3 separate regions of the Mus musculus genome follow, and regions 2 and 3 are each linked to region 1. The links are chromatin loops, found by intact Hi-C in ENCODE. Cell type or tissue: heart. All regions are shown on one strand. Links, peaks and the distances in the headings refer to the core of each region. The heading gives the core; the rest is flanking DNA.

What was found. Peaks named below come from ENCODE experiments on the same cell type or tissue, not always from the same donor. Only the 100,000 strongest peaks of a DNase experiment are listed, where the experiment ranks them.
Region 2: a loop joins it to region 1, with 2.6 times the contacts of the local background. A loop is called at or near these places in 4 of 42 quality-filtered maps.
Region 3: it touches region 1 in a loop (2.5-fold over the local background); 3 of 42 quality-filtered maps call a loop at or near these places.

Annotation. Positions count from the first base shown.
Region 1 is chr13:114,455,182-114,465,218 of GRCm38, reverse strand. Fst (follistatin) reads left to right here and starts at 6,268. Exons shown (of 6, transcript NM_001301373.1): 1 at 6,268-6,717; 2 at 8,665-8,856; 3 at 9,317-9,535; 4 at 9,874-10,037. The coding sequence starts at 6,633. It overlaps Gm41074 (a long non-coding RNA gene), which reads right to left and starts at 8,423. Exons shown (of 3, transcript XR_873986.3): 1 at 8,145-8,423. In heart, for the core only: CTCF peaks have their summits at 4,397 (motif pointing right) and 6,702; DNase peaks (open chromatin) are centred at 5,968 and 6,778; H3K4me3 peaks cover 2,828 bases; H3K27ac peaks cover 1,678 bases; H3K27me3 peaks cover 840 bases.
Region 2 is chr13:114,753,098-114,763,134 of GRCm38, reverse strand. No RefSeq gene overlaps it. Among named protein-coding and RNA genes, the nearest start is that of Gm34790, 60 kb to the left of the region's middle. In heart, for the core only: a CTCF peak has its summit at 5,479; no DNase peak of the experiment used is centred there.
Region 3 is chr13:114,307,714-114,317,750 of GRCm38, reverse strand. It overlaps Ndufs4 (NADH:ubiquinone oxidoreductase core subunit S4), which reads left to right. Exons shown (of 5, transcript NM_010887.2): 3 at 722-894; 4 at 9,861-9,934. Among named protein-coding and RNA genes, the nearest start is that of Ndufs4, 75 kb to the left of the region's middle. In heart, for the core only: a CTCF peak has its summit at 6,481 (motif pointing left); no DNase peak of the experiment used is centred there.

The DNA of each region.
Region 1 (10,037 bases), core at 2,196-7,195:
ACACCCATAAGATCATGCTCCTCATGGCCACGCCTCCCAAGTGCCTTACCTCCCATTACTTTTGCAGTTGAGTTCCTAAATATGTTACATTAAACCAACAGCTGTGCAAAAATTATCAACATAATACAGGAGATGTCCAGAGTTAGTCTAACTGCCTACCAACTGAACTCTGACATTGTCTCAAACAATACTTCCTTCTTGAATGAAGTATACATCACAACAGAGATAAGACTCATGCCAAGAGTCTTTTTTTTTTCCTTAATGAAAGCGGCCACATCACAGATAGCCAAACAACAACTACACCAACCACTAACTCCGATAATCAACAGGAAGCCCTTAGAAAATAGCTGATTATTTCAGTACACAAGCCATTGCTTGCTGCTTAATGGAAAGCCAAAATGGGGCATCAGAAATCAAACCTTGGGGCTGGTGAGATGGCTCAGAGGTTAAGAGCGCAGACTGCTCTTCCAAAGGTCCTGAGTTCAAATCCCAGCAACCACATGGTGGCTTCACAACCATCCCTAACGAAATCTGATGCCCTCTTCTGGAGTGTCTAAAGACAGCTACAGTGTACTTACATATAATAAATAAATGAATAAATAAATAAATATAAAAAAAAGAAATCAAACCTTAGTAACATGACTATAATATACGGACTCATTTTTAGCCAACGAATCATCCAGGAAGGATGCTCTCGCTTTGATCAATGCATTGTTTTGAACCTAAACAGCAAATGCTGGGTTTGTTTTCCTCACACTTGTATTCCACGATGTAGAATGTCTATGCGGAGTTGGGACAGAAAGTACTGACATTCACATGCTGGCATTTTCAGTCACACTCAAATACCTGAGTCCCTTCTCTTATCCAAGTGGCCTGAAACAGGGAGAACTTTCTATTAATCCCACAGAATAGTTCTATCCTGGGGCAGAATTTGGATGGTTTACCTTACTGACCTAACTACACTGAGCTTCTGAATAAGCTGATAGTTTAAGCGCCCATGTGTCCCAAATCTTAGCTGAGTTTTGAAAACTCAAAGGAGTTCTAAAATGAAGGGGAAACAAAGCTACACACACACACACACACACACACACACACACACACACACATACACACACACACACACACACACGTTACACAGGGGAGAAAAGTACGCCTAAGAAGAAAGAGTAGACTGTGTCTGACTGACACACTGTACAAAACAACCAACTAATCATTACCTTAATGCTTTATTTAAAGACACATCTTATAATACTTTTTTCTAAGCCTTCGTGGTTTTCATATCCTGTACGAATAATGTTTGACTGGGACTACGTTTCTTCACATTTTGGGGTCACCACAACTCAGGCAATGCAGAACTACCACTCCACCCCACTCCCTCAAATGTTCATTCTAGCCTATGAAGTTGCACCATTTCAAAAACTACCCCATGCACCAACTGTCTCTATATTTAGAAGGACAAAATCTGATTCAAGAGAAGTTTGACTTTCCAAACACAAAAGGAAACCCGCCAGGCTATGGCTGCCACATGCTCGGAGCTCAATCTCATCTCTCTCCTCTGCTCTGCTTTAGGGACTGACATTAAACCAGGTCGTTCCAGTGTGGGTTTAATAGCTTTCGTAGAAGCTGGCTTAAAGCATTTGTCAAAGGCTAATATTTTAAATTTATAAACTTCAGAAGAAAGATAGCTTTTGAAGCTGGAAGGAAAAAAATCAGAGAACAGTAGTCTTTTTTGTGTGGTGCCCAGAAATTCGGTTACAAAGTGGTTCTATTGTGTGTCTCATAATTTACATTAACTTTTTGGCAAAGCAGAAAGAAAAAAAAAAATCAGTCAAACTTGAAGGCATTTGTACAATGAAACTGGAAAATGGCATTTTTCTTTCTTTTTTTTTAATTTTAAAATTTGACTTTAACATTTAGATGTCAGCCAAACCAATATTCAACATTATAAAAGACCAAACAGTAGAAGAGCTGCAGCTGTTTTGCTCCGATGTCACTGAACAGGTGTGTAGTATGACACCATAGAAACTGGATGCATCTCTTGCGGATGCCCACAGGAAGCCAGTATGGAGCTGGCATTGACATGGGACTCATTTCCTCAGATGTGACCAGAAAGTCACCCGGGGATGACAAGAGTCCTGGTAACTGATGTGGGCAAATTCGGAGGCAGACATTCTCCCAAACAGATCAATACTATCCAAGGTGCAGCTGAAAAACAGGATGGGTTTGTAGCACTGAGCAAACAGCAAAGCTCCGTATTCACAAGGCCAAACGCAACGGGCACTTGTGGTTTTCCACACTGTGTTTGCCAGCGACCTCAACCCTGACCTACAGGGCCACCCTCTCTGGAACTAGAAGCAATCTTGTGTTGGGTCTTCTGGCCATAAGGGAAGCCTATGGAATGGTGGCATTTCTAACTTGATCTGTGTTGACCTAACTGCATGATGCCAAAATGACTCATCAATGTAGTTTGTAAAGTGAGTACTTGGATTATTTGATATGACACAAGAAAAAGAGAAACAAATGGCCATATATGGTGTCACACATCTGTCTGTCATCCTAGGACTTAGAAGGTGGAGGCAGGAGTTTAAAGGCATCTTCAACTACATATCAAGCTTGAGCCAGCCCAGGCTACTTGAGGACCTGTCTCAAAAGACAAAGAAAAATTACTTTTTTTCCCAGTCATTTTGGAATTGTGTGGGTACATCTTGGATTAAATTAATTTACATAATTTTATGGTACACACATCCACATGACATTTAATTTGTATGGGTAGGCCAAATATTTTTATTTGGATAAATATGCTTTTAACTCAAATTAATTGCTTCCTAGTTTCCATTAAGTCTGAAACACTGCAACCCCCGCCCCAAAAAGTATCATTTGTATATACTTGTATGATCCTTTTACACTAGATTGTGTATATTTACATAAATGATTTATTTAAATCTAATCAGCTCATGCAAGATATATCAGTGTTTTCACTGTTTAATGTTATTTTTAAAGGGGGAGGCAGAATTATAGTCCTTTAAATAATATTTCCAGAAAGTGCTGAGAACGTGAAGATATTAAAAATGGTCTCTATGACAAAAGGTTCCATAGGGAGATGCAACACACACATCTACTCAACCCAGATAGAGATCCCACCACAGAACAAAGTACAGATACCACCCAAGTCCATCCCAGTGAATCAATGTGTTTTATTGGGGTTACTTACAAGAGCATAAATGACTCAAAGACAGCTGCCTCACCATGGACCACCCCAGCCTGGGTGACAGTTCACAAAAGCTGGGGAACCCACAGCACACTTCACAAACTGCAGGCACCTCAACAGGTTCCAGAGGGTCCTTTCAAAGTGATTCTGGTCTAAACCTCTTCCAGGCAGCTTGGCTGGTTTCTGATTCTCCCCGGCAGCTTCTCTTGTCTCAGAGTCGTCTTTGCAGTCGTCTTTGTAGCTCATTTTCCTTTAGATTCTCAGCTTTTATTATTAACTCGGTAGGAAGGAGGTAGCGAATCTGCTCAGTTTCGGGGACTTCCTGAAGCTGTTTTGAATTATTTGCCTTCCTGCATAAGGAACTTCCTGTAGGAGAGTGTTACACTGTTGCACAACTAGTTTGCCAGTGCTAGGCTAGGCAAACTGACCTCGTTGAGGATGCTGGGTATGCCTAAGGGGTTAAGGTTCAGAACACTGAACTTGCAGAGCACTGCTCTTGCAGAGGACCTGAGTTCAGTTCCCAGAACCCATCCCATGGTCCATCTTCTGGACTTCTTGGAAACCTCCACTCACACATACATACATAATTTAAAAGAATAAATAACCTTTCTTTATAAAATGATCTCATCTATGAGTAGGCATAAGTATAATTTGAACACCTCATATGGTTCCAATTTTGAAAAGTTTAAGAAAATCCTCTCAAATTCCAAAGGCTACTTGATGACTTGAAACCAAAGATGTATTTAAATTGGAAAGAAATAAAATTTTTTGCAATGATGTTGCGATCCTAAGGACATTCTAATGGCCATTGGTGGCCATGGGAATCAGTAATCTACCACCTGAGAGCTTGTGTGCACTTAAAATGCTTATTTTCCAAATCCAGATAAACAGTTTGATATATATATTAATTCTAGCTAAAACAGAAGGTGGGTGTTTCTCTGGCAAGGGAATAAGATGTATGGGATGGGGAGAGGTCAAGTAACAGTAATTGTTAGCTCTCCTTTAAGTAAAATTTCCCCCTGGAATAGTGGTGGGGACATAGGAAGGTGAATAACAAACTTCCTCAGTAGTACATCACAGCATAAGTATCTCTGAGTAAAGAAGAAAACAGTTCAACTTTGAAATTCTGCCGTTAAGTGGCGGCTCCTGCAAGGGGGACAGTTTGCTATTAATTGTTAATGTCGCCTACCATTAGAGGGCACTAAACAACTCCACATTAATGCGTTGGAGGGAAGAGAAAAGGAAGCGAGGAAAGGGGAGGGAGAGTATGGGCAGAGTTCGGGGAGAGGGAGGGGAGACCGAAGCCGGGAAGGGCTGGGAAAAAGAGATGTGGGGAGTGGGAGGAGGGAGGAGGGAGGAGGGAGGAAAAAGCCTGAAGAGGAAGGAGACTGACAAACGGGCAGACAGACAGAAACAGACAAAATGAATCTGGCAAGATTAAGAAGGATGTGAAGCCCCAGAGCCGTCTAAAGTGAGCAAAAAGCCGGCTCTCCCGGGTCACCCACTCCCCTCCCCGCCGCTCCGTCCTCATGACTGTAATTATAAAGCGAAAAGCGGCGGCGAGGTCACCCGTTTTTACCAGCCTGCTGCACCGAATGCGCGCGGTGCAGGTGCGGCGGCCGCGGGGCTTTGTGATTCATGCCCACTTTCAAAGGGGGGCTTGGGCCCGTCTGAGAGGCACCCAAACAACTGTCTTCTAATATTAGCACGGCTGTATTTCGGGATCTATTATAGTCTGTCCAGACAGATCCCATTGTAATGGGACCTTTTATTAAAAGATTAGCACTATCTCCTGCAGTTGGTGGAAAAAAATCTGTTATCACTGAGTTATTTGCAGTTGTGGAGGGGGTAGGAGGAGGGTGATGGAAGATGGGGGTGGGAGGATGAGAGGAGGACCGGGGGGGGGGGGCGCTAGGGCTGGGGCTAGAGAAGAAGGGCGAATTTGAAATCCGTAAGAGCAAATCCCAATGACCTGGGAATGTCCAAGAATTTTGTCTGTTTTGTTCGCTGTTTGTTGTCGTTCGGGCTTCAGAAGCGAAAAGAATAGAAATTTAAAAGGCAGCTTTGAAATAAACAATATAGCCTTTTCCGTGAAGTAATCGTTTTATATAAAAGGAAATATCGCCTCCTCAGTTTCATTCAGCCGTGCCAGAAAATGTTATAAATGAGAAGACCCGCCAACTTTCGGCGAAGAATGCCAGGCATTGCACTCAATAAACTGAGGCTGCAGAAGTTCATTATCATGGTGCAATCTTTTTTTTAAATAAGAGAGAGAGAGAGAGAGAGAGAGAGGAGTCGGGACAGAAACTGGGGCGTCTCGGAGCGGGGGAGGAGGGGGGCAGACCGCCTACGTCGGCGCCCCCGCTCGGGGCTGCGACTCCAGACGCGACGAAGTGAAAGGGGAGAAAAGAAAGGGAGAGGGCGAGACTGCCGGGGGCGGCCGGCTCCGAGGTGTTAAACATTTTTGTTTGCTTCTGACTTGTGGAGCCCGAGGGCCGCGTCTCCGCAGCGCTCGGCCCGGGTGGAAGGTGCCCGGGGGTCGGGGTTCTTAGCAACCTACTCCAGGCTGGGGGGGGAGGGGGCGCGGGAGGGAGTGGGAGGCGGGGGAGCTGGCAGGGTGGCCGCAAAGTAAGACACGTAAGAGACCTCGGGACACAAAACGTCTCCGGGACCCCGCGCCAAGGCTCTGCAGGGAGGCTCCTGAAACTGCTCCCCCGGGCATTGAAGCAGCTCAGGGATCCTGCGGCGGGTTGCAGAAGTCTCATCCCGGAGCCCTGGAGCAGAGGTGCTGGGGACCCATTCCCGGGGTCCTCCGGGGTCCCCGCGCTCCGCCGGCCGCCTCCTCCAGCGCCCTCACTCACACGCGCACACGCACACACGCGCGCACACACACACTCGCACGCCACCCCGGGCGCGCCGGCTCCGAGCGGCGGCGTGCAGGACTGAAGTGGATGTTCCTCCCCACCCCCGACGCGTCGCCCCCAGCCCCCGCCCCTGCCTCCTTCCCCCCTCCCCTCCCGCTCCTACGCAAATAAGAACTCGGCGATTCCCCTCCTGCCGCTTTGATTTCGGGCACCTCCGACAGATAATTGGGAAGGGTTTCCAGAAGGTGGGAAATGTCACCTGATTCACACTGAACTTTTAAAAGCTCCCCACCCCCAAAGAGCCGGCACACCCTCGGTCGCGGCCGCCCTCCCACAGCCCCACACACTGGGAGACCGCCCACCGCAAACCTCGGAGACCCCCGTCTAGATTTAAAGCGCGGCTGCGCCCGGCTTCTGACGTCCATTGAATCGCGCGGGCGGCCGGTGGCGAGCGCGGGGCTGCGCCGGGATCGCTGCGCCCTCCGCCGCTCGCCTCTGCGACGCGCGCCGCTCGCCCGAGCCACCCGCCGCCGCGCTCCTCGCCCCGCGCCTGCCCCAGGATGGTCTGCGCCAGGCACCAGCCCGGCGGGCTCTGCCTCCTGCTGCTGCTACTCTGCCAGTTCATGGAGGACCGCAGCGCCCAGGGTGAGTGGAAGGGATGCGCCCAGAGGCTCGGCTGGGGCAGGGGTTCTACTTTTCTGCTGTCTCCACTTGGTCTGTTCTGACCTACGCTGCTCTCGGAAGATGTTGGAACCACCCGGCTACTCCTGTAGAACGGAACGGGAGGGAAAGACTGAAGGCAGTGACACTTTAGGATAGAGAGCGGAGTTTAGAGCCAGGTTACCCTCAAAAAGGAAAGGGCTTGAGTGGAGGAGCTGGAGCCTCAGTAGTTAGGGGTAGATGCTCCAAGTTCTGGTCCTAATGACTTTAGATGTTATCTCCCCTGGCTGGCTCGGGAGAAGGGCGAGCATCCGTAGCCTGGAGATTACAGTCGACCTACTAGCAATCTATCCATCTTCCTTCCATATCTTTTGGAGACTCTTTAAAAAAAAAATGACGGGGTGGGGGATGGGAGATACCGAATTTTCTTGGGTGGCCGGGGGACGTGGTTTCAGAAACTTTGCCCAAACTTGGAAATGTGGGTACTGAAATTTTTAGAGGGAGGTAGTTTTACGCTTAGCGGATGCTCCTTCTGCCTCTTTCCCCCAAGCCCCGCGAAAAAGAAGAAAGACAAACCAAATTATTAGCCCGAAGTGTTTTAAGTACTTTACAGTTTTCTCCACTTTGCCTCATTCCTGTTAACTTCTGTGAACCAAGCAGCCCACAAGCTATTTAGACTCCGACCTGGATTAAAGAGCAAATTTCTGAAGTTTATCTTCTAAAATTAAAAATGAATTGATTTTATTACAATTAGTCTCCAGGCTGGATTTCTTTTTTAAAAATAGTGGTAACCCCGCAGCTTCACGACAATTACTCTCGAGTCACTTTGGTGATTCATGAGACGTCTGCTTGCCCAAAGTCCGAACACATTAAATAGGGACAGAGAAAGAAACTATTTGTAAAGAGGTTCTTGGGAGACATAAGGTAGGTATGTGTGACCCGGTAGACGCCTCCGGGTTCTAACCCTGCTGCGTTGCCTGTTGGAGCGGTAAGGTTTTGTGTGTCGTAAGCTGCCCTCCCCGGCACCGGTCCTAGCCGTCTGCCCGACACTAGGCTGGGCTACCAGCCTTGCTGATAGGGGCGCTGCCTGGGTGCCGGGACGTGGGCGCCAGAGAAAGCAGCCCTCGGAAATTTCGAAAGACCGCGGTGGCTGCGGGCGTGCTCCGGGCTGGCGGATTGCAAAACGGGCCCGTCGGGCGGGCTGCGCCTCGAGGCCGCTCAGGGCAGATCCAGGCTGGGCCCGACTGCTTTTTTTTTTCCTTTCATTTTTCACAAGTATCTTTATGCTTGATCTGTTCCTGCAGATTCATATTCATTCTCCCTACACTCCCCCCTCTCCCCTCCCTCCTCCCCTCCCTTCCACGTCTCCCCTCTCTTACTTTCTTAACCCCTGTCACAAATAATTCTCTTACCGCCTACATGAAACCGACATGTAAAAACATCCGTCGCATCCTGTTTTTGTCAGGTTCTTTAATCTGGTCTTCCAGTCGCTGCAGGTTATGAAATGGGACGAATAAAAGTAAACAGTCTAGTAAAAGTCAATGCAAGCTGCACGTGTTGTGTCTGGGTCACTGGTAACTGACATTGATATGGCTGGGGCGCAGCGGCGGCCGCTCTAGCCCACCTCCCACCTCCCACCTCGGTGACGGGTCCTTCCCCACTCTCCCCTTTGGAGATTCATATTCTCTCTCTCTCTCTCTCTCTCTCTCTCTCTCTCTCTCTCTCTCTCTCTCTCTCTCCCTCCCTCCCTCCCTCCCTCCCTTCCTCCCACATCCCTCTCTCCCTCTCACATCCCACTGTCCCTCTCCTGCTCCCCTTCCCCCAATCACTTGCTCCCCGCCCCACCAGGCCTCTTTGCCCAGCTCTAAGCAGCCTTCCTTCCCGCTACCCCACGGCTCACTCATTCACCTACTGATCCCTGTCTCTTCACAGCTGGGAATTGCTGGCTCCGCCAAGCAAAGAACGGCCGCTGCCAGGTCCTGTATAAGACAGAACTGAGCAAGGAAGAGTGTTGCAGCACCGGCCGGCTGAGCACCTCATGGACCGAGGAGGATGTGAACGACAATACTCTCTTCAAGTGGATGATTTTCAACGGGGGCGCCCCCAACTGCATCCCTTGTAAAGGTGGGCCTCCTCTCCCCTAGGCGGCAGGCCCTCAGTAGAGGGCGTCTTGCCCTCAGCGTTCCTACTAGCTGACTGAAGCTTAGGATTGGCAGAGTTTTGTTCAGTTTCTCCTTTTTTTTTTTTTTTTTCAAATTCTACCCGGAGTGGAGTTAGCTAGTGGAATCTGCCTCTGCTCGCGCTGGAGGCAAAACAAGGTCGGAAGAGGTCAGTCCCCGGGCTTCTTAGCCGAGAATGATAATGAAAGCGACCAACCAGTGTGGTCTTTGAGAGAATTTGGATACAGGACTTGGCCTGAGGTCCCCAACCCCCTTATCCCTTCCAGGAGACAGTCTGGGGCCCTCCATCTCGGATGCATGATTGCTCAAGACATCTGAGACCACCAGTCCACCCCACTCCGCCCCAGGCTGACCCTCCAACTGCCTGGCCTTGGTTTGAATGTGTGCCTCTTTCCAACTCCTAGAAACGTGTGAGAACGTGGACTGCGGACCTGGGAAAAAATGTCGAATGAACAAGAAGAATAAACCCCGCTGCGTCTGTGCCCCAGACTGTTCCAACATCACCTGGAAGGGCCCAGTGTGTGGGCTGGATGGGAAAACCTACCGCAACGAATGTGCACTCCTCAAGGCCAGATGCAAAGAGCAGCCGGAACTAGAAGTACAGTACCAGGGCAAATGTAAAAGTAGGTCCTACCCTTCAGCATCTCTATACATTCAAAGATCTTTGAAGACCCAAGGGCGATAGATAGTACAGTTTACATAAAGAGCCCGGGAATTGGAATAGTAATACCAAATAAAGGGGCTCTTATCTAATTCCTAAAGGATAATTAATGAAGGAGCCAGCCTGGAGTCATAGATCCTCTGGGAAACAGCCAGGCTCCCCAGATGCCTGCTAAGATGTGGATATTTTGCTTTTAATGATTTCCTTCATAATATCAGCTGCTTACTCCCCAAGGACCAGAAGATGCCGTTTGAAATGTCATCATCTTCTTCTTTTTTCTTTTTTTTTCTTTTTCTCCAGAGACTTGTAGGGATGTTTTTTGTCCAGGCAGCTCCACTTGTGTGGTGGATCAGACCAATAATGCCTACTGTGTGACCTGTAATCGGATTTGCCCAGAGCCCTCCTCTTCTGAACAGTACCTTTGTGGAAATGATGGAGTGACTTACTCCAGCGCCTGCCACCTG
Region 2 (10,037 bases), core at 3,404-8,403, 300 kb before region 1:
AAAGAATTCAGTAGACCTAAAAAAGGCCAACCTTTAATATCACAGCTAATACATTGCAACACAAAAAAACAATCTCCCTTGAAGTAGATTAATTCTTATGGAGCCCTGTCACACAGGCCCAAACCAAGCCAAGATATGACAACCAAAAGCAGTGATAAATGGCTATCCCTGGAGCAGGGAAGGTGTCCAGTAAGGTCTCAATGGTATTGGAGTGGAACCAGGTTAATTTAATATCTTCATCTCTGTTCTGGTAAAGGGTGAGGGATGGATAGTATCAGTATCCCCTGCTAGTATGATAAATGTATCAAGTTGGCAGCTGTTTAAAAACTACAACAATAGAAAAATGTACTGCACCATGGAAAAGAGAGGCTAGAAATATGGCATAAAAACACAAAGCGAGGTTCAACTTGGAAATATGAATGCCGTTACAATTGGGAATTATAATATGAAACAGGGAAATTGTCCAAAAATCTGGCCTGAAATGGAGAGGGGGTGGGGAAAGAGAAAAGAACAAAAAATCTCGAGACTGCTCATTCCCAAACAGGATATGGCATTTCTAAGAGAAGAGATCAGACAACCTGTGGACAAAGAGCATTTGAGCCAGGGTATGGAGTGAGGACTAAACAGACAACAGAGTACAGCAGGTTCAAAGTCATGCGAGTGCCTCCAATTCTACCACAGACGGAGCCTGTAGCACTTCCAGGGGAGCCAGCAGAGGCGCACTATTCAGGTTGACCAGATAGCCTTAGGTTACTGGAAACCAGTCACATTAGAAACATTTTCGTACTCCAGGAAGATGGAGTAGGTGGCTGCTGACAGACATTTTAATGGTCTGTCTATGACAGTCAACTTGTGTGCAATTAAAATGCAAAGCATTAAAATGGTTTTCTTAATCCTTCAAAGAGAAGCTAGAAATAAATGTGAATACCACAAATACTTAACTGTGACCAAGAGTCAGAACTCAGTGCAATAAATACCTTTCCTCCAATGATTAAATACTGCAGAAGGGATGTGGAGGCTCAGGAGGAACCAGAGATGAATGTTCTTGCCAGAAGGAAGAGAAGGGTTTTGTTTTTGGGTTTTAGGGTTTTTTTGGTTTTGTTTGTTTGTTTCGGGGGTGTTATTAATACCCTATCCAGTCATCCTGAATAGTTATTTGGGGGCATTTTAAAAAAATTCTTCAGCTATAAAAAAATAGGGAACAGTCTTCCTCTCAAAGCTGATAGGAAAGCTTAGTGAATAGTGCACAAACAATTCTTTCCACAATGCAAACTTTAGAATGTACCAACAGTAGAGCCAGCTAAAACCAAAGTGCAATGGGTGTGAGGAACTTCACTTCCATGCCTTCTCTCAGATCTCTGAACCTGAGTAAAATACTTAATAATTCTGTACTCCTGTCTCTAGTTTTTGATGATGATGATGATGATGATGATGATGATAATAATAATAATAATAATAATAATATGTCTAGCTTTTTATACATCATATTTTTGAGATCAAGTACATAGACCAATACCTGGCATACAGCTATTTAAAAGATAGTAGCTACAATGGATTTACAAGGCAATTTGTTTACTTATGTTAGGTAAAATACAACTGATTAGTTATTTGGCTTTCACTTAATTTGTCTTCTAATGTGTAAGCATTTGATGTCTACAATGCAATGCCCTGCCAAGATCAAAGAGCAGGGTTCTAGGGGCCAGGCATGCCTGGATTCCAATCTTGGCTTTGAGTCTCACTGGTTGTATTCTTGTGGGTATGTGATTTAACTTACTGGCATTTCATTTCCCTTCTCTGTAAAAGGGATTATCTGCTGCTTGGGATTATAGTGAAGAAGATTCAAGGAGCAAGCAGAAAGGCATGGTTGGGTCTTGACTCCTCCCGCCACTCCACACGTGTCCAAAGAGTCAGAAAAGGCTGGAGAAATCTTTCTCCTAGTCCTCCTGTATTGTGGGTCAACTTATCCCAACTATTTCCTAAAACTGGGAATAGTTCCAGGGACAAGCTGCAGCTGAGGACACAGAACAGAAGAGAACAGAAATCAAGGACAGTTGGAGACATAGCTGTGGGCAAACTCAGACCCTTGCGGATGGAAGTTGGCTGGCCCTGGTGTCATTGGGCAATGACCATGGGAAAGAACAGACAAACAAGAAATATTGCATGGTCTTAAAGATACAGGAAAGGTTTCAAAGTCAGAAAAAAAAGAAAGGGGATTTTTAAGAGTGATGTGGAAGATGCGAGTTTTGGAGGAATCTTAGATGCTTAAAATGTTTGCTTTCTTTGTGTTCTTAAAGTATGGGTGAAGTACCACATGTTTTTGAACAACTGCCACCTTTCTTAAGTACTTCTGGGATTTGTTTTCCCCATTCATAAAGCACTGATTTATCAAAAAAAAATCATTATTTTAAGCACTGTTGTTTTTATCAGCCCAAACAATCAAATCTTTTATTGTATACTATTCAAATTAAAGGGTCCAGCTGAGGTCACAGGACAGACTCTGCACAGTAAATACCTCTCTTCCACAGAACACTTTGTTTTCTCACTCCACTGGAGACGAGAAAAGCAGAAATAAATTTTGACAAAATAAAATAAAATATCTCCCTTAAAAGGGTTTAGAAAACTAGAAAGATGACAGAGGTCTCTACAAATAATGTGTAGCTGTGGTTATTAATGACAGATAACAAAGTGATAGATAACAGAATGAAATTAGGCAAATTGAACTTGACCCTATCCCTGTAGATAAATATACAAAATATAAATAGTTTGTGAAGATGTTTATTAATCAACTCACCTTATGGTCTATAAAGTGAGTCCTACGCAGATTAAAATCATGACTTTCTAGCTGCAAATTATTCCCTGGAAGATGGCTGGGCCTTTTTGGAGGTTTTTCAACTCCCAAGTTGTTTGAAAGCTTTTAATGTGAGAGTGGAATTGATAACTGATACCCTGTGGAGTTTGTAAAAATTAAGAAGAGAATGACTCAAAGGGAGTCACTTGGAGAATCTGGTCAAGTGTGAGACAAACAGGGGACAGGAGAGATCTTTCTGTGATTTGGGCAAGATCGGACTGTCCACACCCTTCCCCACTTACTCACAGTGCCTGTGAATTCCAAGTGAAGCTTGGAAGAGTTTTGTCCTGATCAGCATCTTGAGTTCCACCCCACCCCCCACCCCCCTCCTGAAATGCTCTAGCAACTTTCTTAGAGACAAATTTATTAATGAGGATCCAGCAGAGAAATTGTGTTCCCATGTGTTTAATTTGTTAGCAGAGTTCACCGTGTATCTTACATGTGTACAATTTTTATGACTTTTTAGCAGAGTGCTTTATTACTGCTGGTCTAGTCTGGCCAAGTGAACTTTTTTTGTCAAAAGGGATGCTGTCCTTGTCACCATTTTTGTTAACATTTTAAGAGTGCTTTTTCAGTGCAGGACACTGATGTCTTTCTGTAGTGACAATGTGCAAAGTCATGTGGTGATCTGATAGTGTAACAGCACACTACTCTTGCATCTAAGAAGATGGAATTCATAACTTAAAGTAACTTCTATCTTAGACTTTAACTCAGCCCGTGCTGGTGGAGCCAAAGTAGTATTTCTCCTTGAGCTGGTGGACTTTCTGACTTTTTATTCATCTTTTTTAAAAATACACACTCCACAACACGTTATCAGCACAGAGCACCAGAGATGCTTGTTAAACAAATTATTACCACGTTTTTATTACATCAATTTAATCTTGCTTGTCATACTTTATAACTGGAGTTTGTCACATGACATATTATTAGGTAATTATTCCCTTTGGAATTGTGTGTTAAGATGATAAAAATGCTAAATTCAGAAAGATAGTTGCTATTTGGAAGATTTCTTTTTTAAAGCATTCTCAATCTTGCTAAACTTAGGTCTTCTTGACAACTCTCACTGTTTTTGTTGTTGTTGTTGTTTTGTTTTTGTTTTTTTAAGACCTCTGGTTCCTGTGGGTATGAGTCCCACCCAGGCCTTGGATTCCCTCTGTTACTTCTAGAACATGAAGTGATGCTTCAAATGAAAGAAGTGTTGTATACCAGGATTTCAGTGAATTAGCAATTCACCTTTTGTATTTCTTGATGATGACTTTCTACATAAAGGAAGCCTCTGTCAACAGGTCTCTCTCTCTCTCTCTCTCTCTCTCTCTCTCTCTCTCTCTCTCTCTCTCTCTCTCTCTCTCTCCCTCCCTCCCTCTCCCTCTCCCTCTCCCTCTCCTCTTTCTCCTCTCTTTCTCCTCTCCTCTCCCTCTCCTCTCCTCTCCTCTCCTCTCTTCTCCTCTCCCCCTCTCTCTCTCCCTCCCTCCCTCTTTCCTCTCCTTCACCTATCTCTTCTCTCTCCTCTCCCTCTCCTCTTTCTCCTCTCCTCTCCTCCCTCTCCTCTTTCTCCTCTCTTCTCCTCCCTCTCCTCTTTCTCCTCTCCTCTCCTCCCTCTCCTCTCCTCTCTCTCTCCTCTCTCTCTCTCTCTCTCTTTTCTCTCTCCTCTTCCCTCCCTTTTCTCCTCTCTTTTTCTTCTCCCTCTCCTCTCCTCTCCTCTCCTCTCCTCTCCTCTCCTCTCCTCTCCTCTCCTCTCCTCTCCTCTCCTCTCCTCTCCTCTCCTCCCTTCTCTTCTCCTCTCCCCCTCTCTCTTCCTCCCTTCCTCTTTCCTCTCCTTCACCTATCTCCTCTCTCTCCTCTCCCTCTCCTCTCCTCTCCTCTCCTCTCCTCTCCTCTCCTCTCCTCTCCTCTCCTCTCCTCTCCTCTCCTCTTCTCCCCCCCTTCCCTCCCCCTCTCTCTCCCTCCCTCAAATTTATTATAGAACAAAATTTTAATGCTCTCAAGCTCTGAATGAAGATGCAAGAAGTATCAGGGCCCTCCCAAACCTTGCAGAATAGACCTCTCTTATGAGAAATTCAAAAAAAAATAAGTTTAATCATCTTTCCTTCATTTTAAAATACTTCTGTTGTCATTGTAAACTCAAATAGTGCTATGGATACTATAATAAGTGAGGACCCAAAAGGGATCTTATGGAGAATTCTAGTTAATTATCCTTTCAAGCAACCTTGACCTCGATATATCAACCTGGGGAAATGAAACTAGGGCCAAAAATTGCACACTGCTGACAAGGGAATCTGTGCTTTGTTCCAGTGTTGTTTGTTTTTCCCAGATTCACCTCCTTGTGACACAATTTCTCCATGACCTGGGTAGGTCAGCTTTACCTTGCCCTGAAGAGGTTCTTCCTACTTGGCGTTGCTTCAGTTGCTCACATTTAATCTTACTACAGTCACCTTTGATCACATTTTGGATGAAGCTGATTGGTTAGGACTTATAGAAATATGTTTTAGGTGAAGATCCCTTCTCTGTGCCATGACCCAGAGCACACCAGCCAAACTAGACCCTAGTCACCACACTGAAAGGCACTTTGAGAGAACTCCTGAGGAAGACATAGGCTGTTGGCACCTTATTGCTAGTGTCATTTGGACAGCTCTCCATTGGGTGGCAGTACATGTTCAGAACAACCCTCCCAGTACCAGCTAACAATAGTTCCAAAAAGGAACTTGAAGTTCTTTTCATAAATTCTAATAATAGTCTCTTTTAGAAAAAAAAACAACAACAACAGCTCATTGGCCATGTAATTGATGAGAGATGAACAAGAACTAAACTAGCTTCCAGATGTTTATGTATTTTAGTCAATTACTGCAGAGCCCATAGGTACAGATATAGCTATCATCACTATTGTATTACCAATATCTCCTCATTCTCTGGCATTCAAGTTTTAAAAGCTAATTCTATGCCAATAGGGATTTAAGGGGAATATTTAAATTATGAGAAATGAATTCACCAGTCTTTTCCATCAAGTGTCTGGGACTCATATTACCATACTTGGTCTCTAAGCTCATTTAAAAGCTGTGATCCTTTCTATCTGGCAGGGTTTTGGGATATAGACATGATCTTGTTTTCAACATGGAATTGGGAGTTGGGGGAGCTGCTAAGTTACCGTTCCCACTGAGTTATGTGTAGAACCATTTGGTCAGTTTTCAATCTCTGACACACTTGTCTTCTAGATTTGACATTTAAACATTAACCTACTCAGACCTGTAAGTTGGAGAAAGCCAGTGACGATGCTCTTGGGGGATTCGTGTTTGGTGCCTCTCTCTTGTGACTGTGTGTTTATGCTGAAGATGCTTTTTAGTTACTTGAGCTAGGGTGCATCTTAGAAAGTGTTTTTCTGGCCACAGACAGATACCATCTGTACTTAAGTAAACGTGGAATTATTTGTAAGGGGGAAAAGATTATTAGCACCAACTGAAAACCAAATGTTCCTAAAGTGAGTCCTTGGAGCAAATGACGGAGGGTTCACAGGGTTTCTTGGAAACGTTTACAAGACGCAGATAGTTTACCTAAGTCATTGGCATTGAGAGACCACTAAATATTGCTTTAACAATTCTTAATGATTTTAATCGTCAGAAATTATAGCTTACACACACACACACACACAACTGGGTGGGAAGGACAGTATATGTGCTTTAAACATACATACTTAAATTGTAAAAAATATTTTGTGTATCTACAGACATTTTTACATGGCATACAAAGGGAAATGTATAATTAATTCTTTTTCCCCTATTACTGCAATAATTACAATCACATAGATTTTCATAGAAATTTTTTAAAGCTTTTACTATTTTATCCATTGAGGGAAATTAAGCTATGTGTACAAGTTAATCCATAGAAAAGCAGATATGCCTCATGTTTAATTAGTTCTATGTTTGCAGAATTGCAGTCAGTGCAGAATGCAATGTAAATGAAGTTAAATATCAGTTTCCCTTGGCCATTACTTGAGAAAACCACCCAGTAGTGTTGTATGCCAGGGATGTGTGTCAGAGACAATCCATCCTACAAGAACACATGTTCCTGGGAGGCAGCATATACAGCATGTATTATTTTCCCTGTGTACCTTTTTAACAGACAGCTATGGACTTTGATAAAATTTTCAAAATAGATTTCTTGATCAGGTGAGGGCTAGAATGAATGTTCCCATAGACACTGTGTGATGGCACAGAGAAAAGGAGACAGTTATCAATCCCTAAACCCTCTGGGTAAAGGGAAACGATTGTTGGATTTGAGCTGGGCACGATGTTCTCTGCTGCATGTGATAATGACTGTCTGAGGTAGGAAAGAGTGAATCAAGCAGAAACCATGCCTATTGTACTTAGACGTCCTCCCTGTTCACCTCCCTGCTTGAAGATAATGAAAATGGGGTGTGGTTGGTGCTTGTGGAAGGATTTCAGTGTTTTACACTGCTCATTCCTGCCTCAGAGCACGTCTCAACCATATCTGTCTGGTGTTGTTCCTTGGGTAAACAGCGGAAAGCTACCTCGGAAAGCCTCTATTGGCAGCCCATACAGAGATTCTACCTACATGTGATCTCAGTTCTCCTTTTCAGTTCACTGACGCTGAGATTAAGAATCTCCATGCCTATCAGTGAAGGAGACTGTTAGGACATTCTGGGAATTTTTTTCTTTCATAGTAGCTTTAGGAAATGTTCTTAAATCGCCACTACTGGAGCAGGCATATGGCCACTTCTTAAGACTTCCCAAGAACGTATCCTTCACAGTACAAATGAACCAGTTTCTAAGAGGACTGTTAGCTTTGGATTGGAAGCAAAACTTCAATTCTGATCAATTTCCTTGTAAAGTTTCCAACGTTACCTAAATGCTAGTTTGGCTAAATATCTGAAGATGATAGAACTGATTACAAACAAAACTCTTACCATTAATAAAGAAAGAGCTAGGTTTATTTATTTGCTTTTCTAATGACAACCAAAACCCATGATGTGAAAGAGCCTTGCATCTTCTCATTCTTCAATAAGCTACTTCACTCAGGTCCCAGATCTTATGTGTGGTGTCTATTTTAAAAGCCTCCCCAACCTCCCTATTACAGGAGGACTCATATTCTCCCTAAAATCCAAGGTCCTAACCCCAAATGCAACTGTGTTAAGAGATAAGATCTTTAAGGAATTATTTACCATTAAGGGAAGACATAATTGGTAGGGCCCTAATTTAGAAGGTATCCTTACAGGAAGTAACTCAAATTGTCTCTTAACACCTCTTCTCTCTTTCTCTCCCCCTCTCCTCTCCTCTCCTTTCCCCTCTCCTCTTCTTTTGATGAAAGATGTAAGTAAAGTCATGGGAAAACACAGCAAGAAGAACCAGGAACCAACTCCTATGACTTGTGGATTTTGGCCTGGTACCCTCCATGGCTACGAGAAAGTGAATGTTGCTTAAGCCATGAGTTTTGTGCCTTTGCTGAGGCGCCCTCATCAGATGCTCCTCATTGACAGGATGTGTGTGGCCTCCTTCCCAGTTTTCACATCACTGTGTTGATTTCCTTTACCACATTTATCACAATTGGTAATGGTTATTGCAATGCATTTACTTTGTCCTCACCATCAAGATAAAAAGTTCTAAGATCACTATAGATGTTTTATGAATTGTCTGTGGGGAACAGAGAAATGCCAAGGAACCAGGACTCCATAGCAAAAATAGCTTATAGGAACTAAACTAAAATAGCATCTTAGAGTAGATTAGGTAAGAGAAAAGTGCCATCTTGAATTGATATCTAACTGGGAAATATGAACCAACAAGATGTGCTAGTAGATGTTATCTTGAAGGAGATGGAGATGGAATGAAGAACCAAGGATAACGCTTAAGTTTGTACCAAAAAGGAACCAGAAAATAAATGGTGAGGGCACTTTAAGAGCTGTGAAGTATAATGGAACCCATTCTATGTTAGAAGATGTCTAGTATGGATGCTTCCTATTCTAGCTCATTGCTTCTCAAAATTTAAAAGTATGCACAGGAACTATCTGGGAATCTTTTACAAATTTGGGTTCTGATTTAAGATCTGTAGTTTGTTCTTCGCCCAAATAAGTATTACATTATTTGGTTACTCTAGATATGTAATACATATTAAAATCACACAGCATGATTTCTTCAGTTTTTGTCCTTCTCTTTCAAAATTGTGTCCTGACCATAATAAGTTATTAGTAACAGGCAGCATTTCCTCCAAATTCGTGGAACCCATCAAGTTAGGGACCCCAAGTATTTCAGAGAAGCCTTTGAAGGAAGTGTACAAAGGGAAGTCCAATACAAATGGTACACCTTAGACAAACTGCTGCCAACCACAGATGAAGGGGCCACCTTAAGGGCATTCAGAATAAAAAGCATATTCACTATGTCAAAGAAATGAGACAAGAACCACAGCTGACTACTTTTCAACAACTATACAAGCCAGAGGATATGAGAGTGTTATCCTTAAAATACTGCAGGGAAAGAAGACAGGAATGATGAGTTATAACTATAAGGGATGAAGAATTCATCACGGTAGATTCTTAAGACATCTCAAGAATAATAAGCAACTACCTTCCACTTCTACATTTCCACTAAATCTGTATGTTTACTATATTATTGTAGAATTTGCTATATTATAAGTCTGTGGTGTGGGGGAAGTGGGTGAGTTCACAAAAGGGCAAAAATCTTCAAATTATCTTAACAGAAATATAATCTAAATAATGTTATGCAAAATGTATAAGTCAAGTTAATAATGTAAAATGTCCTCCCTTTTTGGTAAATTTTGCTAAACATTTAAGAAGGAAATAATACTTATTTTAGAAAAAGTATTTCATAACATAAAAAGGGAAACCTTCCTATGTTTTGTGAGGCCAATGTTACTCTGATAACAAAAGCTTAACATCCTCCATGTACATATAAACAAAAATTCTGCAAAATATTAGCAAACCAAGTCTTACTATATATAGTATGATTAAAACAAAGTTTATTTCAGGAACATAAGATTGCTTAAGTTTTATAAAAATCAATATTATTCACAATATCTGTGTTCTTTTAAAAATATTTGTTTTTAAATGAGTGTGTATGTTTGTGTGCATGTATAAATGAATGTGAGTACCAGTGGAAGCCAGAAGAGAGTGCCTGAATCCTGGCACTGGAGTTACAGGAAGTTATGAGCCACCCTATATAAGTCC
Region 3 (10,037 bases), core at 3,403-8,402, 150 kb after region 1:
GTTCTTACTCTGAACTATGTGGTGGCTCCTCATTGGAACTCCAATAGTGAGTAGGAATTCTAAGATGGAAAAGCACATCTTCTCTAATAAGCACTAATTATTCCTTCGATCACTTTAGAATGACTTTCCTGAGGGATGGTGCCTTGGTCAGGTGATCTGCTAGCCTGTGAGATTAACTGTTAAAGGAGGAAGAAATGTCAAATCTCTACCTAGAGGCAGCTTCCATGTTTTTGGTTGGGAGACAACTCTCTTTTATGGGCCTTCTGTGCTTCTATAACATCAGCTATCCCTGCTCACAGAGGAAGAGCATATTGACTACAAACTCTTCAGATATTACCACATTGGCCCAAGAGGTGGGAGGCCTAGGTGTAGACGTTTAGGGTTATTTTTAACTATTGGATACAAGAGAGTCTATCCAGAAAAGAAAGGAAAGGAACAGCAATGGTCTGGAATGCACAAGGCCTTGGGTTCAATCTGTACAAAGGAGAGAGGGAATTTTTATGGCTCCCTCTTCACTGTACTCCAATACCAGTTCTCAAATTTACTATTTACAGATAGCACAATAGAAATTTATGCAGTAAAATATCAGGGGAGTAGTGAAGTGAGCCAGAAAGATTGTCCCGGCTTATAAACAATCAGAAAACAAGACTGTGGAGCTAGGAAGGGAGAGACGAGCATCAGCTGATACGGATATTGAATGCCTTTTCTTGTTTTTCTCTAGGATATCACAACTTTAACTGGTGTTCCAGAAGAGCACATCAAAACCAGAAAGGTCAGAATCTTTGTTCCTGCTCGCAATAACATGCAGTCTGGAGTAAATAACACAAAGAAATGGAAGATGGAGTTTGATACCAGAGAGAGATGGGAAAATCCTTTGATGGGTTGGGCATCAACGTGAGTACTTTGCATATTGTCTGCAGATTGTCTAATGAAAATACTGATTTTTTTTTTCTTTCTTTAAAGAAAACACTAGCCAGGCGGTGGTGTCACACGCCTTTAATCCCAGCACTTGGGAGGCAGAGGCAGGCAGATTTCTGAGTTCGAGGCCTGGTCTACGAAATGAGTTCTAGGACAGCCAGGGCTACACCCTGTCTCAAAAAACCCCCCAAAAAAACAAACAAAAAACAAAACAAAAAAAAGAAAACACTAATTCTTCTTATAGTGAATATGCTTGTCTTTTTATTAGAGCTAGGTTTCACTATAACTGAAAAATATGGAATTATACATATTCCTTTATATATTTATACATGTGTTCATATGTATGCAGCTTAGAACAATAAACTTGCAGAAATTCTATTCTGGATATGTTGAGATTAGCATCGATATATAGCATTCAAATATTGCTCAGAAATACTCTGGGAGTGATATCAGTAATTTATTGACACTTCCTTGGTTTTGTTTCGGTGTAGGTTTTTTTGAGACAAACCCTCCCTGTGTAGCTCTGGCCAACCAGGCCTCAGTGCTCCTCTCTCCTCCCCTCTACCTCCTTATTGCACCACCATGTCTTTCAACTAAAACAATACTCCTGGATAACTCAAATCGGAAATCAGTTAACTTGAGGAAAACTTACAATTTCCTGAGATCTTGTGTGAGACTTTGTGATTAAGGTTATAAATAATAAATTATAAATTAATTTTTATAACATAGTAGAGTAAATTTTAGAAGATACTTTTTTTTCTGTATCCAGGAGACTTTTTGTTAGATGGGCTTCTATTTTGAAATTTCAATAGAATTATATTGGGAAAATATATAAAACATAGATTTTGTGAATCTTGATATCTTAAATTTTATGTTTTATGTAATATATGGAGTCTTTTGTAAATCATATATTTCCAGAGACCTAAGCCATTTAGAAGAAAAGTTTTTGTTCATACCTAGTGGTTAAAATGTTCTGATCATTCTTTTGAGTTACATGGATTTTTGTATGTTCATTTATACCTGGGATTTATATATTAATGAATTTCCAGGAATATTCAGTAACAGATCGTTGTTATAATATTGATTGATACCTTGTATATTCTAGGTTGTTTCTGGGGAAAACACTTTAGATAAGAATATTAGGCTAGTCAACATAGTGGCTAATAACATATAGTCTCTGTGTTTTGAAGACTGGGTCAAGAAGATAAGGAGTTTGAGGCCAGCTTGGATTAAAACCATGAGTCACTATGAGAAAGGGGGAAAGATGGAGTTGGGGTGGAGGCGGGAAAAGGCACGGAAAGGTTGAATGTTGTCAAGTTTACACACAGACCCACCCATACCATCACAGCAGCAATGGCTGAGGCATCACTATCTAGATTAACAATAGACTAAACATACAAATGCACACACACTTTATATGAAACATCCCTGTGTGTTCTTCTGCTTAGATTTGGTGATGTCCACAACTGTGTCAAGGTCTACCTAGACGAAGGCTTTGATCCAATGGTGAGATGCAGGGGGACGTCTGCTAGCCAGGCTTCTTTGTTTAGATTCCCATCTGTGCCCCAGGACTCTGGGAGACAGTCCTTTTCCCTAGGTATCTGATGGTCACCTCCTGAATGAGCATTTCATAATGACTTCATTCTGTTGCAGCCTGCTTCAGGGCAGAAGGGTGTGGACAGGCCAGGGAGATGTGGAGGCTACTATTTTATTTCTGGGAAGCTACATACCATGTTTGTGTAGTGTCTTAAGCCTTATCAGTGGGTTTAGTAAATAAACCTCACTTTGATATGCTTGCACAAATATTCACCCAGTCATCATCGTAACATTGCTTCTAGAAATATCACACATTCTGAAGTACTGATCACTTAATTAGTGTGTGGGTTGAAAATTACTTGTTGGAGGTAAAACTTTTTTCAAAACATAGTTTGTTCAAAGTAAAACATTTTTAAAACAAGGGAAGTTTTCTACAGTTATTTGGTCTGAAGTTGTTTTTCATTTTAAATATTTTTTAAAAAACATTATTTTGTTATAGTACTGAAAAATAACCAAGTCAAAAAAATATAGTATGAAAAGGCTATGACTAAATAAGTTTTTTACTAACACAGCAACTGTCACATTTGTTCATATCAGAATCCAATGTTTTTCAGTGTTTAGCTTCTTAATAATAGAAAATGATAGTACTGAATTTTGCTCCTTTTGTGGCATACTTTAAACCTCATTGGAATTGTTGGAGTTGGAAGGTGCAGTTTATACATTTACTTAAAAGTTTATCATTTACAAAACATACATCTTGGGCAGGAGAGATTGCTCAGTGGTTAAGAACTCTTCACAAAGACCCAAGTTTGATTCCCAGCAGTTAACACTGGATGGGGCATACTGTCTTTAACTCCAGCTGCAGGGCAGTCTGAGACCTCTGGCTTTTGTAGTCACCTGCATTCATGTGCATGTAACCCCCCCCCCCCACACACACACACACACTTACTTTATATAATAAAAATAAATCTTAAAATTTTGCATCTCAAATAAATAAATGACTTTACCTTAATTTGCATTCTCAGTTTACCTATATTTTATTTTATCATGATATATCTAATGTTAGCATGGAGAATGTAGGAAATATATTTAAAGCCTAGGCAAATATTTCTGACTCATTCACATCCTCATCTTATAATTTTCTTTTTAATGAGAGGACTATATTTAACAAGGAGGAGAAGGTATTTGTTTGATAAATTTTTGTACTTACAGACCACATTTTAGTATACTGAAAGAGAAATGACCGTAGCTCATACACCTAAAATATGTCTTTTTTCAAAGACCCAACATGTCCTCATGTGGGTGATCTAAGCCTGATGATTTTTTCGTAGTATATTTTACCTACAATGTAAATGGAATAACGTGGAGGATACAACAAAGACCTAGTCTCGGTGGTGAGGAAGTATTCTAGTTAAAACACAAGAGCATGACCTGTGTACCTGTGTACCTGTGTACCTGTGTACCTGTGTACGAGAATCTTCCCGTATGTTTAGCGGTTCTTTTCTGCCTTGTCTTTAATATGCAAATAGAAACGACCAAGATCCCTAGAGTAGGGCCATGCTAGCCGAGAAGGCTGTTCTGTAGTTACTGTGCCAGCGCTGTGATAGAAGCTTGGTCCTAAGTATTTTCAATGTTTTAGCAGAGGCAGATATGAGGCCTTGGTAGGGAAGTTGGTTTTGTGGCTAATGAACAGTTTTTGGTTTTAAATATAGTGAATAAATATCATTGTTACCTATTTGTACTATTATTAAAAATTTTGAAAGGCCACTTTCTAACGTGCCTTGATCTTTGTTTTTAAGATTTTAAAATTCACATTTTTAAATACTATATTGACATTTTGTATCTGAAGTGCAAGCTGCTTACTCTCTTTTAATTACTGGAGTCTTTTAAATGTTAGAACTCAAAGGCAAAAGGTTTAGCTTTATGTAAACTTGGGAAATATTATAAGATGTAAAAATCATTACAAGTTTGGCCCAAGATTTATTCAGTATAAATCTTCTTAATCCAATAGGATAGCACAGTGGGGACCAGAATGAACCATCCCTTGTCGTTTAGTAGTGCAGCTAGTTGGTTATTAAACTCGCATATTTCTTCTTTATTTATTGTGTGTGCGTGTGTATGTATGTGTGCTCAGGTCATCAGGTTTGACAACAAGCACCCTTAACCTAATGAGCTGTCTTGTTAGAGAAGTAGCAATCTGTCATTTCATTTCTAGAGGCAGCAAGTATTTTGTTTCGTGTCAAATGGACATGGAAGGCCATCTACGTTAAGCATAAGTGTTCATGAATTTTGATATTGCTAATTCTCTCATTGTCTAATTAGCCATACAGTATGCTTGATCCTTAAGCCATAATGACCACTTACTGTGGACATGATTCCTAAGTTTGTAGTTAGGCCTTTTGGCTTCTCAGGAGTAGATTGTCTGTGCAGTCCTTTTCTCTAGCACTGTTTGACTTTGTCTTTGAATCTCTTGGCTTGGTTTATAAATTCTTTAGTAAGTTGTTGCCTCCTTCCCCTTACTGACTTTATGAGAAAGTAAATGAGTGCTTGCATTTGTGGGTGGGGTAACCTGGACACATGAAATGATTGGCTGTTCACCTCTATTCACTATTGGGCATAGACTCTGTCCACAGAAGAGAACTCAGTTAGTACTGAATGTATCCGTGTGGGGTTTCTTTTCAGTGTATATTTGAAATGATTGGCTGTTCACCTCTATCCACTATTGGGCATAGACTGTCCACAGAAGAGAACTCAGTTAGTACTGAATGTATCCGTGTGGGGTTTCTTTTCAGTGTATATTTGATTCGGTGCATATTTCTTTTCAGTGCAAAAGCCTTTTGGTCAAATTCATTGCCATAAGTTGCAGGATCAGGCAGCTTGCTGAGACAATTTCATCCTCTGACAGGAAGCTGATAGGATAACACAGGGAGAATGAGGCCATAAGCCCTCAAAACCTGCGCCCAACATCCTGCTTCCTACCACAAGACTCTCCCTTCTGAAGGGTCCATAATCGCCCCAGACAGTGCCACCAGCTGGGACCATGGGTTCAAATACATGAGTCTATGGGGACATTTCTCATTTAAACCACTCTTAGCATCCTTTGCTTGTCAGAACTGACGTGGTGGCGCACGCCTTTAATCTCAGCACTCAGCACTGGAGAACACTGCTCAGCAGAGGCAGGTGAATTTCTGAGTTCGAGGCCAGCCTGGTCTACAAAGTGAGTTCCAGGACAGCCAGGGCTATACAGAGAAACCCTGTCTTAAAAAAACCAAAAAAGAAAAAAAAAAAAAAAAGGAAAAAGAATTCTCATTACAAGAAGGTTTTGCAGATATATTAAAGTCAGGAGGTAATGGAGAAGCTAGAGAAAGCACCCAAGTTGCTGAAAGGGTCTGCAACCCTATAGGTGGAACAACAATATGAACTAACCAGTACCCTCAGAGCTCGTATCTCTAGCTGCATATGTAGCAGAAGATGGCCTAGTTGACCATCACTGGGAAGAGAGGCCCCTTGGTATTGCAAACTTTATATGCCCAGTACAGGGGAATGCCAGGGCCAAGAAGTGGAAGTGGGTGGGTAGGGGAGCAGGGCAGGGGGTGGGTAATAGGGAACTTTCAGGATAGCATTTGAAATGTATATAAAGAAAATATCTAATAAAAAATTAATTAAAAAAAAGAAAAAAAAAGAAAACTATTAAACATGTAATGGAACAAGAAAAAAAAGTCAGGAGTTTCTAGACATTTGTGACAGCTTAATTTCTATATATTTATAAATTCTAAATATATTTATAAATTCTAAACGTGAACAAAAATAGCTCTTTAAAATAAAAAAATAGATATTTATTATATAACCACATTGAGAAACAACATTCCAATCTTAAGAAGTGTTTTGCCTAATTTTTTATTTTATTAAAGAGAATTCTTTGGGGGCTGGAGAAATGGCTCAGAGGTTACACTAACTGCTCTTCCAGAGGTCCTGAGTGTAGTTCCCAGCAACAACATGGTGGCTTATAACCATCAATAATGAGATCTGGTGCCCTCTTCTGGCATGTAGGCATATATGCAGGTAGAATAATTATATATATATATAATAAACATATACTATATATATATATAAAATAAATGTTAGAATCCTTCATGTGTTTAGTGACTGGTGTTTTTGCACAACATTATTGGATTTATAAGATTCATCTGTTCTATTAAAGCAACACCTTGGGGTTTTTCAATTGGAGTTTTTAACCTATAAATTCTGAAGTGAAGAATCTCATGTAGATCTTTAATGAATGATGGTTAATCATTGATTTGTAATCAAGTCTCCTTACACTGTGAAGTATCGATACTATATTAATCCTCTGACCCTTGCTTCTCTTGGACTAAGGGAAGCCACTGTGTAGTTTTGTCCTGGTCGACGTCACAGGACTACTAGCTCACCTGGAACTGGTTCCGGATCCGTTTGTTTTCCTTGCTTGCTTGGTGCTCTGACTTAGTCCTGAAACCTGTTGCTTCTGGTTAAAAGGCGTAGTCTTTCTGACAGTCCAGTGGAGAGCACAGGCGCTTAGCAAGTCCTGACTTGTTTTAGCCGGGAGTCGATTCACAAATTTCACTCTAGCCTGTCCAGCTGCTTCTCCAACAACCCAAGAGAGACATTGATCTTCAGACGAGAAGCAAGACCCGAAACTGCTGATGAAGTCTGGGCTTCACTGTGGTGCTTTTCTGGGATTCCTGTATGATACGACCCCTATCAAAACCTTCAGCACAGATTTCTCATGTAGACAAGCTGCACTTTCTGCTTGATTTCTGCATGTTCCTATGTGTCCAAACTATAGAATTCTTAGGGGGAAAAGTATGAACTATTTTCAAATACAGTTTCTTTGGAGTGGAAGGATTCTTTCTAGTTATGGCTGCTTTTGGTCTTTCTCTCATTCATTTTCTCTGTTTTGCTCTGCATGCATTTGTTAGTCAGGTAGATTTCTTAGAAAGGAGTTTCTTTATCATCACTAACTTGGAACCTTGCCAGCTGAGAATTGAGGCAACAGTAGAAAAGTAGAAGTAGAAGTATAAAGATTGGAAGGCATACAGCTGGAGAGGGTAGGGCATGGGAGCTTATGGGAAAGATTGGTATTCAAAGTGAGCCGTGGGATGTGGTTGGGGTGGCCGCCCACATATACAGATGCTAACGGAGGACTCCATAGAAGGAACAATCAAACTGATAAGGAATTTCATACAGCTTACCTGTTCATAGAAACAAGTCTGATTTGACTAGTTACTTCTAAGGCAATAATTAAGAAGTCTGAAAAACAGTTCTGATGATGCCTCACAAGAACTTAAATGGTGAGGAGGTGGGAACCACTGTGTAGACAGGAGAGATGGTTTGAGGTGTTAGAACTGGCACTGAGTTTTGGACATAAGTGATAGGAAGATAAGTCTGGTAACATGCTAAGGATGTGTTGGAACTTAAAAAAGACAGAAAGGTTAAGATCTGGTAGCAATATAACCTAGAAAGAACTATAACTATAGATGAAGGAGAAGGAGCCTGGCACACCAAGCTGAGAGAACGTTTTACCACATAACTTCCACGTATTTCTCCATAAAGCTAAAACAATGAAAATCTGTCATCCTTACAGGAAATGGAGTTGTTGTTCTTCTTCCTTTTTTTTTTTTTTATTCTCATTCTGAACTAAGCCATCGTGCTTGTTGAGACATCAGATCACTCAGTCATGTTTATATTAGCACCTCTGAGGATAGTTTATTAAACTACCAGCTGAGAAATTATATGCACTTTGAAAAGGAACATCAGGACAAAATGATCATTTGTTTTTGGTAGTAATGTAGCCAGCCAATATAAGATTTTTCTTTCCTTACAAGGGGAATTTATGACAGGAATGTATATAATTCTAGGGATCATAATGGAATCCCAGAAAAGTGGCACAGTGACGCCCACCCAGAACTTCATCAGCAGTTTGGGAGACTGCAGATCAGTGAGAGCGCCTTCAGTGTTTGGTTTATATTTCAGATCTTGCTGATGTCCAGTTTACTCAGAATATTTCTTCCTTTTTTCTTCTTCTCAAGATTGAGTAGCATGTAGTGCAGACTGACATTAAGTTCTCTATGTAGTGAGGCAAGACTTTAACTTTTCAAACCTCCTTCCTCCACACCAACGTGCTGAAACTACAGGTGCATGCTTCCCATATGTGGTTTGTATTCAGTCCTGGGGATTAACATAGGAGACATCTAGGCAAGAACTTCACCAGCTAAGCTGTGTCCCTAGCCCTTTACTTGCATATCTCTGACCACATGGTTATACTTCTATAAACATAATAATAACAGCAACATCTTGGAAACTGAGACATTGTAAAAAGTCTGTATGGATTTATAAACTAACAATACCATTCTAAATTGAAGAGCCCAGTTGGATGTCAGGTCTTCAAATGTTTGTTTTTGTTTGAAGTGGACCTCTACCTTTAAAAACCCCACTGTTTAGAGATTTGAGAGTAGGCGCTCTCTTTTTGAGGATTCAGAATATGGAAGCTTCTTAACTGCAATGGTTTAACATCCCATGCAACCCATTGTACATAGAGTGTGTCACAAGTGAAAAATGTGTTTCCTCCAGCTAACCTGTAGAACCTGGTAATTTAGCAACACGGATGTTTACCACTGTGGCCCAACACTGCTCACTGCTTCACTGCACCTGCTCAGCATTCCCGTGAACAGTTACATTTGAAAACCAGCTAGATAGTGGGAGCTCACACCGCTAATCCCACCACCTGCAAGGGAGAAGCAAGCCCAGGCAGAAGCTTATGAGTCCCAGGCTAGCCAGGGCTAGCCAGGGCTACACAGAGAAAGCCTGGCTCGAAAAACAAACAAATGAGTGAACAAGAGAAAGAAAGAAAATCATTTTCTTGGACCGGTGAGCTGGCTTAGTGGATAAAAATCAACTCCTGCAAGTTGTCCTGTGACCTCCACGTGTGTACTAGGGCGTGTGTGTACATGTATACACACACACACACAAATATACACACATAAACACATATACACACAAAACACACATATATACACACACAACACAAAGACATATACACACATTAAGATGTTTTTAAGAGAAAAACTGTTTTGAGTGCACATTGCTCCATCACCATCATAAAGTTGAAAGCCTTAAGTGAACTGATTATAAACTGGCGTCCGCACTGGCGGTTCTACTGCTCAGTAATTCCCTGGCATTGAAAAGTCACTTTGGGACTCTTCTGGAGTTTTGTAATTCAGAGCTTTATCTTGTCATTTCTTTTCAGAGATTATTACAGATAAAATAATTCTGTTATAATTTGCTTGATAGTATAGCAACCGTCTTTTCTAAGCAATGTATTTAAGACATTGATTTTCTTCATATTAAATCATGGGAATTCTTTCTTCTAGCGCTGACCCCCTCTCCAACATGGTTCTGACCTTCAGTGCCAAAGAAGATGCAATTGCCTTTGCAGAAAAAAACGGTATGACTCAGCCACCTGCCTGCCCCTCCTCCCTCCCTCTTTGCCTCCCTCATTCTCTTCCTTCATTTCTTCCTTCCCTTCTCCCCTTCCTCCCTCTGTCCCT